Linked DNA regions of Homo sapiens: region 1 is linked to region 2. The links are chromatin contacts, found by Hi-C or POLR2A ChIA-PET in ENCODE. All regions are on one chromosome and are shown on one strand. Each heading gives the region's core, a stretch centred on a gene start or an enhancer-like site at or near the end of the contact. The rest is flanking DNA. Distances are from core to core; before and after follow the strand shown.

Region 1 (3,620 bases), core at 934-3,433, 150 kb before region 2:
GGTCACAGGTTGAATTCTTTTTATCAAAATCTGCATGTTCTTGCCAGTTGTGGTGGCTCACACCTACAACCCCAGCACTTTGGGAGGCTGAGAGGCAGGAGCATCTCTTGAGCCCAGGTGTTTGAGACCACCGTGGGCAATATGGTGAAACCTGTCTCTAATAAAAATACAAAAAATTAGCTGGGCATTGTGGTGTGTGCCTGTAGCTCTAACTACTTAGGAGGCTGAGGTGGGAGGATTCTTGAGCCCGGGAGGCAGAGGTTGCAATGAGCCGAGATCGCGCCATTGCACTCCAGCCTGGGCGACAAAGTGAGACCCTGTCTAAAAATAAAATTAATAAAATAAATCTGCATGTTCTTTCTATAAATAGGAATTTTATTTTCATAAATAAGACTAAAATAGTGGTCTGGGGGGAATTAACACAGTGGGAGGGGAAGAGTAAAAAACGTGTATGGTTCTAAAAAGAACTTACAAGGTTAAAATCATGGTCTATTACTTTTATAGTAGGTCTGGCTATAAAGATGTTAAATTTTTACCAAGTATCAAATTCAAGGAAAATGTTGTGAAATAACATTGGATGCATTCAAAGGAATTTTAAAATAATTATAATTTGCCGTCTTCTCCTTGGTCAGAGGGTACTTTGGAATCTTACTTTGAGCTGTGCAGGCAAAAGGAATTATTCCACTTTTCTCTATTTGGCTTTGCTCTGTTGTTGACTATTCCTCTTGAGTTCAAGTGGAGGCCTCCTGGACAGCTGGTGGCCAGGGCAGCTGTAGTGACCCAACTCTAGTGTGCCCCTCCCAAGGATGGAGCTCCCAGTTTAGCTGTTGGGTTTGTACATAAAATGCCACAGCACAGCAGTCTGAGCTCTTGCTTTCTGTTTAAATAAAAAGGCAGATGCTTCACACATGTTTTCATGAATTTATATAAACCATGGAAGGAAAGAATGCTGATATTCAATAGGAACCCTGTAGCAACTTGTTACTTGTAATTTTTAGGTTTACTGTAAGAGCAAATGCAGAAAGCAAACCTGCATCTGTGCTGACACTGGGTTGGGACTAACCCATGCTCTTTTAAGTGCCTAAGTAGTGGGTGAATGGGGCATCTATAAATAGTGAGTTAGTGTGTCTGACAGACCTCAGAGACTGGAGGGATTCCTTGGGCCAGCATTGTCTCATGTGGCCACATGTGGCCAGGGAGGAACACAGCTGAAGGGAAGGAAGTGCGCTCTCTTTTATCCTTCTTTCCATATCAAGAAGAGTAGATCCTTGAGTCAGGGAGCTAGCCTGCTGAGGAGCGCTAGCTCTGGAGCATGGTCTACTGGGCAGACCTAAAGTAGGACTGAGAAAAGCTTTGCCACTTCCTTGAGGAAGATACTGTATTGGCTTCCATGACTTCCGGAGGCATCTGATGCCTCCCAACCGGCTACCCTGCTAAGTTACACTTGATTAACTTTTCTGTCTCCTCTTGGACTCAGTGTTTTATGAAGCTGAGCTTCTCTTGGAATGCGGAGCCTGGAAAGGGAGGAAGTGTGCCCTGGGCATTCCTTACAGTTGTACTGGATTCATACTGATCCGTCCACACTCTCTCGGGCCTCTGTGACAGCGCCAGGCACATGTCACTGTTGAATTAATTGATGGTGTACACTTGTTAGCAGATGAGCTACAGTTGAGGGTATAGTCTGTGGCCATCAGATACAGTCAGATGTCATGTGGGCCAAAACTTACAACCTTGGAGTCATAAACCAGCTGTGAACACCCAGGAAATGAATCATTCCATCTGAGCCAATCTGCAGTCTCCTCTCTCACTTGCCACCTGACACTGTAGCACCCCTTCTGGTGTGATTGAAGAACTTCTAAGTGCCAGCCTGCCCACACCTGGTGATGCACCAGTGTCTGTGTGCTGCCTCGGGAGGTGACTGTGAGATATGAGGATCTTATATAAGCTAGTAGTTTTGCATATGGCTAGCCCTTGTTGGCTCGGGACAGCTGGTTTAACAACCAGCCCTTAGATGACACTGGGTAGAAATTTGATGTTAAGTATTTCTCACTCCCTTATTATAGGATTTTTTAAGAGCAGTGTTTGCCTAAAGTCAGAACCATCTTCTAGGAGAGGGGTCAGGTGGTACTGCTAGTTTTTGGCCAGTTTCTTTTAGCTTATCTGTGATTCACTTAGATGGTTGATACATTCCTTGCCCATTCTGGTGGCTTTCTGACCATGGGGGACTGTCTGGTGGCAGTGCAGGATAATAAGTAGGAAGGCTTATGATCTGAGGAGTGTAAATAGTAAATGGAGACATCTCTTGTTAGTTTTTCATTTCAGCTGTTGACTCCTCAGTAGTGCTGGATTTTTTATGTTTATCACTGTCTCTTTCACCCCCACCCTCTCTTACCCAGAAGACAAATGGTGAGGTTAAATTTGGCCATGACTCAGCCAAAGTCTGGTGGTGGCCATCAGGAAAGAGTGTCAGAGGTCTTAGAATTGGCACTCGGGTGCTTGAACTGTTTTTAGTTTTCACTAAAGTTGAAACTATTCTGGTTGAACTTATTCTGGTAATAAGCTGAAAACAATGTGCTCCTGGGCATGTTTCAAAAACTAAAACATTTTTTAAAATGGAAATATGGATTAGGGTAGCTTGCCACAATGATAGTCACGTGTAGGGAAATACACACAAATTGAACTAAGTCTAACTTTTATGCTTAGATAACAAAAAGATACTTTTGAATTTACCAAATATTCATTCAAGCAGTCACCAATGAGGCATCTGGATAGCTTCTTTTGTAAGACTGTCCTTATTCTTATAAAGTTAGTTGGCTCTGAAAACTTTACTTCAGTTGATCCAAGAGTTTGAGTTGATATTTCAAGGATGTTAAACTTTGCAGCCTAAAACAAAACTGAGATTGCATATGATTGGTTTTTATGGCTTCCATTTTAGAATGAAAAAGACGATAGTGATTGGCTTAACTTTTTTTCTCTCTTTAGAAAACATTTCATAGCGGTAAAGGTGACATATACTGTTGAAAATGTATAAAGGTAGCTCTGGGTCCAGGGGTGTTGCTGGCAGATTTTTTGAAATAATTCTCCAGAATCAGCAGTCAACAAGAAAAGAACAGTGACTTGCAACCTGGAAATCCAGCTGGGACTGCCATGAATGTTTGTGGTAGTTTGGGATCACATGCCGGTTCTAGGGGACAGCAGGTCCATGCTGGTTCCTGGGTGGCAGCCCCTGTGTGGATAGGCAGTCTATAGTGTGGGGGAGTGGGTACCTGAAGAAAGAGACCTGTAAAGGAGTCAGCATAGCACCCCAAAGCCCTCTCTCCTGGACTGGGAGACAGTCATAACTTTTGGAGTGGCAATGATGTTTCAACAATGTATACAAACCTTATTCTAATTTTAAAAAGCTATTTAATTAAACTCCATATTTAATTTTTTTGAAAAGGTGGCACATTCACATGGTTGCAACTTTGAGAAGTACACAGTGATTTATAGTAAAATATCTCATGTTGTTATTCCCTCTCACCTTCGACTTTGCTCTCTGCTTCCTTCCCTCAAACTTCCCACTTGGCCGCCACATGTAATCCTTGTTATTAATTCCCACATGTTTTTGTGGATGAAGACAA
Region 2 (3,997 bases), core at 295-2,794:
TTGGAGAAACTTTCTCATCTTGATAAAAGACAATTTACAAAAACATATGTCTAACATCATAATTAATAGTAAAGGATTATTAATGCTTTCTCCCTAATATTAGGAACAAGGCAAGGGTGTTCACTCTCACCACGCCCATTGAATATTATACTGAAAGTCTTCACTAGTGCAATAGGGATGGGAAGAGGGATATAGATTGGGAAGGAAGAAATAAAATTGTTCTTTTTCACAAACAGCATTATTGTCTATGTACAAAATTCCAGGAAATCTACAAAAACAAAACAAAAAATCAAACACTCCTAGAATTAATGTTTAACAAAGTTATAGGATATAAGGCCAATATACAAATTCAATTTTGTTTCTATATACTAACAATAAACAATTAGGAATGGAAAGGTTTTTAAAACACCGTTTGTAATAGCTCCAAAGAATGTGAACTACTTATAATTTTGGCAAAAAATACCATCCCAAACAAACATATATTGCATCTATAGTTGAAAACTATAGAACACTGATAAAAGCAATCTGCGAAGATGTATAATAAATAGACATAACAGGTTTATAGGTTAGAAGATTCAGCAGAGTAAAGATGTCAGTTCTCCTAGAATTTATAGATTAACATTATTTCCAGAAAGATTTTGTTGTTGTTGTTGATTTAGACAAGCTGCTTCCAGAATTTGTATTAAAAGGCAAAAGAACAAGAATGGCTGAACCAATTTTGAAAAAGAAGAACGAATAGGAAGAATCATACTACCTGATTTTAACATTTACTCTAAAGCTATGGTGATCCAGATTGTGTGGCATTGGCAAAGGGTTGGACAGACCAATGGGACAGAAACAGACCCGTACAAACACAACCAGTTGATTTTTGGCAAATTTGCCAAAGCAATGAAATAGAAAAAGGACAGTCTCTTTAACAAATGGCATTAGTTGGACCTATGAAAAAAAAATGAACCTCAATCTATGCTTCTTTGTACAACAGTTATCTCAAATTGGATCATAGAGCTACATATAAAGAGGAGAAACTACATATTTTTAGAAGAACACATAAGAGAAAATCTTTGTGACTTCTAGTTAGGCAAGGAGTTTTCCCACCACTTCTCATGACCCACAGCTGGGTAAGGTTAGCCTGGAGAGCTTGCTCCCTGTTTTCTGTTTTTGAGAGTTGTTCAGCGTGTGCTTCTGTTCATTGGAGGCACTGTTCTAACTCATTCCTCACCACACCCCTGCAAAATAGATAGTATGGTATAGCCGTGTCATTTTTGAGATGAAGAAACTGAAGCACAGAAAGATGAATAAATATACCTTGAGTGTAATAAGTTCCATGAGTGGCAGAACAGGAAATGCTCTCTTCCTAGACCTGTGGTGCCATCTACCTCTGTGTTCTGATAGACAGTCTCAGCCTCCACATTCTTCTTGAAAACACAAATCATGAATTTTCATGGCTCCTGTGACCCAGACGTGTGTTTTCAGGGCATCTGTTTTGTTCTTCTGTGTGGGTTTTATTCTCAGGCCCACGTTTGAGGTTGGTGGGTTTTTGCTGCTTGTAGTGCAATATTAACCCACATGAATCTATTTAGCGCCATCTCGTGTCTGGAGCGGTTTACAGGCCGGATTGCTTTAGTAGTAGTGGGTAGGTACAAAAAAGATGTAGTGGGAAAGATTTGATTACCAAAATATGAAAAATTAGCGTGATCGGACACTTGAATTCCATTAGACATGAACTTTGTAGTGATGCACCTCTTCCAGTATGATCCAGTTAATAGAATGTTGCGGGGAACAGATCAAGTCAGCTTTTAAACCTTAGTTTGCCTTCTCCCATTGTAATAGTGTCCTGGCTTCTTGGGCACTTGGCCAGTACCAGAGGCCCTGAGCTCTTGGGGGGAGGCCTTCAGTCCCAGCTTCTCAGCCTTGTGGAGAGTCTTCCCCGTGGATATACCTTCCAGAAGGCTAAAGAGTCTACCTTCTCTCTCCCTGTGTGGTTAGCTGATTTAAAGGAAGGTGCCAAAATGTACCTCAGGATTGGCCTTTTCAGCAGCGGGACTCAGAATGGGAAAAGGACAGTGGAGCAAACTCCTCTTCCATGGAGACTTGCCAGTTTGTTTGGGAAGGGAAGGAGGGAAGAAATGGGAAAAAATAGGGCAGAATGTGCCGAATTCTTGGAGCTCTTCCATGAGGTAGGGGCTGCATCTTTCTGCAGGAGGGTGGGGGTGGTGGTGGTAAGAAAGGATGCACTAGTAAAAAAATTCTAAAAACAAAAGCATGTAACACCTCACATTATTCAGTCTTATTTTTGTTCTTTTTTTTTTTTTTAACATATTTTACTTTTCCATTACAGAAGTAATCGATGCTCATGTTAGAAAGCTGGGAAAATAGGAAAAATACATCCAAAGAATATATACTCAATCACAATGGTTAATATTTTATGGATTTCCTTTTCTTCTTTGTATGCATGAAGATTGGAGTGTTATAACTGGGCACGGTGGCTTATGCCTGTAATCCAGGCACTTTGGGATTCCAAGGCTGGTGGATCACTTGAGCCCAGGAGTTTGAAACCAGCCTGGATAGCAGAAGGAGACCCTATCTCTACAGAAAAAAAAAAAAAATAGCTTGGTGTGGTGGCATGTGTCTGTGGTCCCAGCTACTCAGGAGGCTGAGATGGGAGGATCATTTGAGCCTGGGTGGATAAGGCTGCAGTGAGCCATGATGGCACCACTGCTCCAACGTGGGTGACAGCGTGAGACCGTGTCTCAACTAAAAGAAGATTTGAGTGTTTAATAATGTGATGTTGCTTTTTACTTATTTTATTTAATTATGTGATGTTGCTTTTTACTTATACTTGCTTTTTACTTATTTTATGAGAAACATTTTACAAGTTAGGACATAGCTTTGGTAAATGACTGTGTACGCTGAGTTCTAGGACCATGACAGGTATTTGTGTTTTAGTTATTATTTTGGTATATTAAATAATGCTTCAGTGAACACCTTTGCTTCCTTTTTTATTTTGTTTAAACTTAGAGCTATTTCCTTAGAATAGGTTTCCCAAATCATGATGACTGGGAAAGGGCTTGAAGAGGACTTCGAGGCTCTTAGTATAAACACATACGTGCTCACCCACCCTGGCTGGAAGTGGGCTCTGCTACTTAGGCAGTGATGGAGATTTTGGTCACATCCCTTCACTTCTCAGAGCCTCAGTTTTTTCTTCTTCCAAATGGAGGTAAAAATACCCACTGCATATGGCTTTTCTATTAATAATACCTATAAAGTCCCTCTGGAGAACTTGGCACACAGTGAGCGCTAAATACATGGTAACTTTACAAAATAATTATAGTTCTAGATAGCCTTATTACAGGTTTCTACCAGTTTGCCCTACCACCAGCAATGCATGAAGTTATTTAACCTCTCTAGTGTTTGATACATAATCATTTCTTTTTAAAATACCTTTGCCAATTTGAGTGAAAACACTACCTTATTATTATTTTAATTTGCATTTGTTTTATTATAGTGAGAGTGAAAAATTTTGCATGCTATTATAAACAAGTTTGTTGTCTCTCATATAAAATGCCTTTTTTCTATTGGCATTTAATATTGTCTTACTAGTTTGTATTAACTATTTAAAGAAATTATTCTTTAACATATTTGTTGTCATAGATCCACTTATCTAGTATAATTTTATATCAAACTTTCATATGCTGCATTCAAATGCTGCATACAGATTTCTCATTAGGATGAGAAATGTGATTATAATTGTAATCTCTTTGTAATAAATTCTGTGAATTTTTTTATTGTATCTATAATTTTACTTGCAAATTATGACAATATGTATTTCCAACAATTTTGTATCTTATCATTTTTCATATCTTATTAAATTTGCCTGAAATTCTATAGCAGTGTTAAATAATCCATGGGTTTAATGAGCATCATTTAAAAATTATTTCTGATTAGTAGGAATATCTCTAGTGTTTTACCATTAAATAGACTATGAATCTGTTATTTC

The links. A loop is a pair of places that touch in the nucleus more often than their neighbours do. ChIA-PET counts read pairs that join two places held with the same protein, here RNA polymerase II (POLR2A). Pooled maps may share reads with other maps.
Region 1: a map of ascending aorta shows a loop between it and region 2 (2.0-fold over the local background). The contact joins two enhancer-like sites. A Hi-C loop is called at or near these places in 5 of 168 maps with a recorded cell type or tissue (Calu3, GM12878, MCF 10A and 2 more), 7 of 37 single-sample maps with no recorded cell type and 9 of 50 pooled maps. POLR2A ChIA-PET finds 5 or more read pairs at or near these places in 1 of 52 experiments (activated T-cell).

The regions. Positions count from the first base shown.
Region 1 is chr18:36,418,590-36,422,209 of GRCh38, forward strand. The region is part of intron 3 of FHOD3 (formin homology 2 domain containing 3); the gene reads left to right. Among named protein-coding and RNA genes, the nearest start is that of FHOD3, 120 kb to the left of the region's middle. Within about 2 kb of position 2,184, at least 3 of the 41 ENCODE cell types and tissues checked have a DNase peak (open chromatin) inside an H3K27ac peak, as active enhancers do; they include ascending aorta, where a contact is called at or near this core.
Region 2 is chr18:36,570,852-36,574,848 of GRCh38, forward strand. All of the region lies in intron 5 of FHOD3 (formin homology 2 domain containing 3), which reads left to right. Among named protein-coding and RNA genes, the nearest start is that of TPGS2, 260 kb to the right of the region's middle. Within about 2 kb of position 1,545, at least 3 of the 41 ENCODE cell types and tissues checked have a DNase peak (open chromatin) inside an H3K27ac peak, as active enhancers do; they include ascending aorta, where a contact is called at or near this core.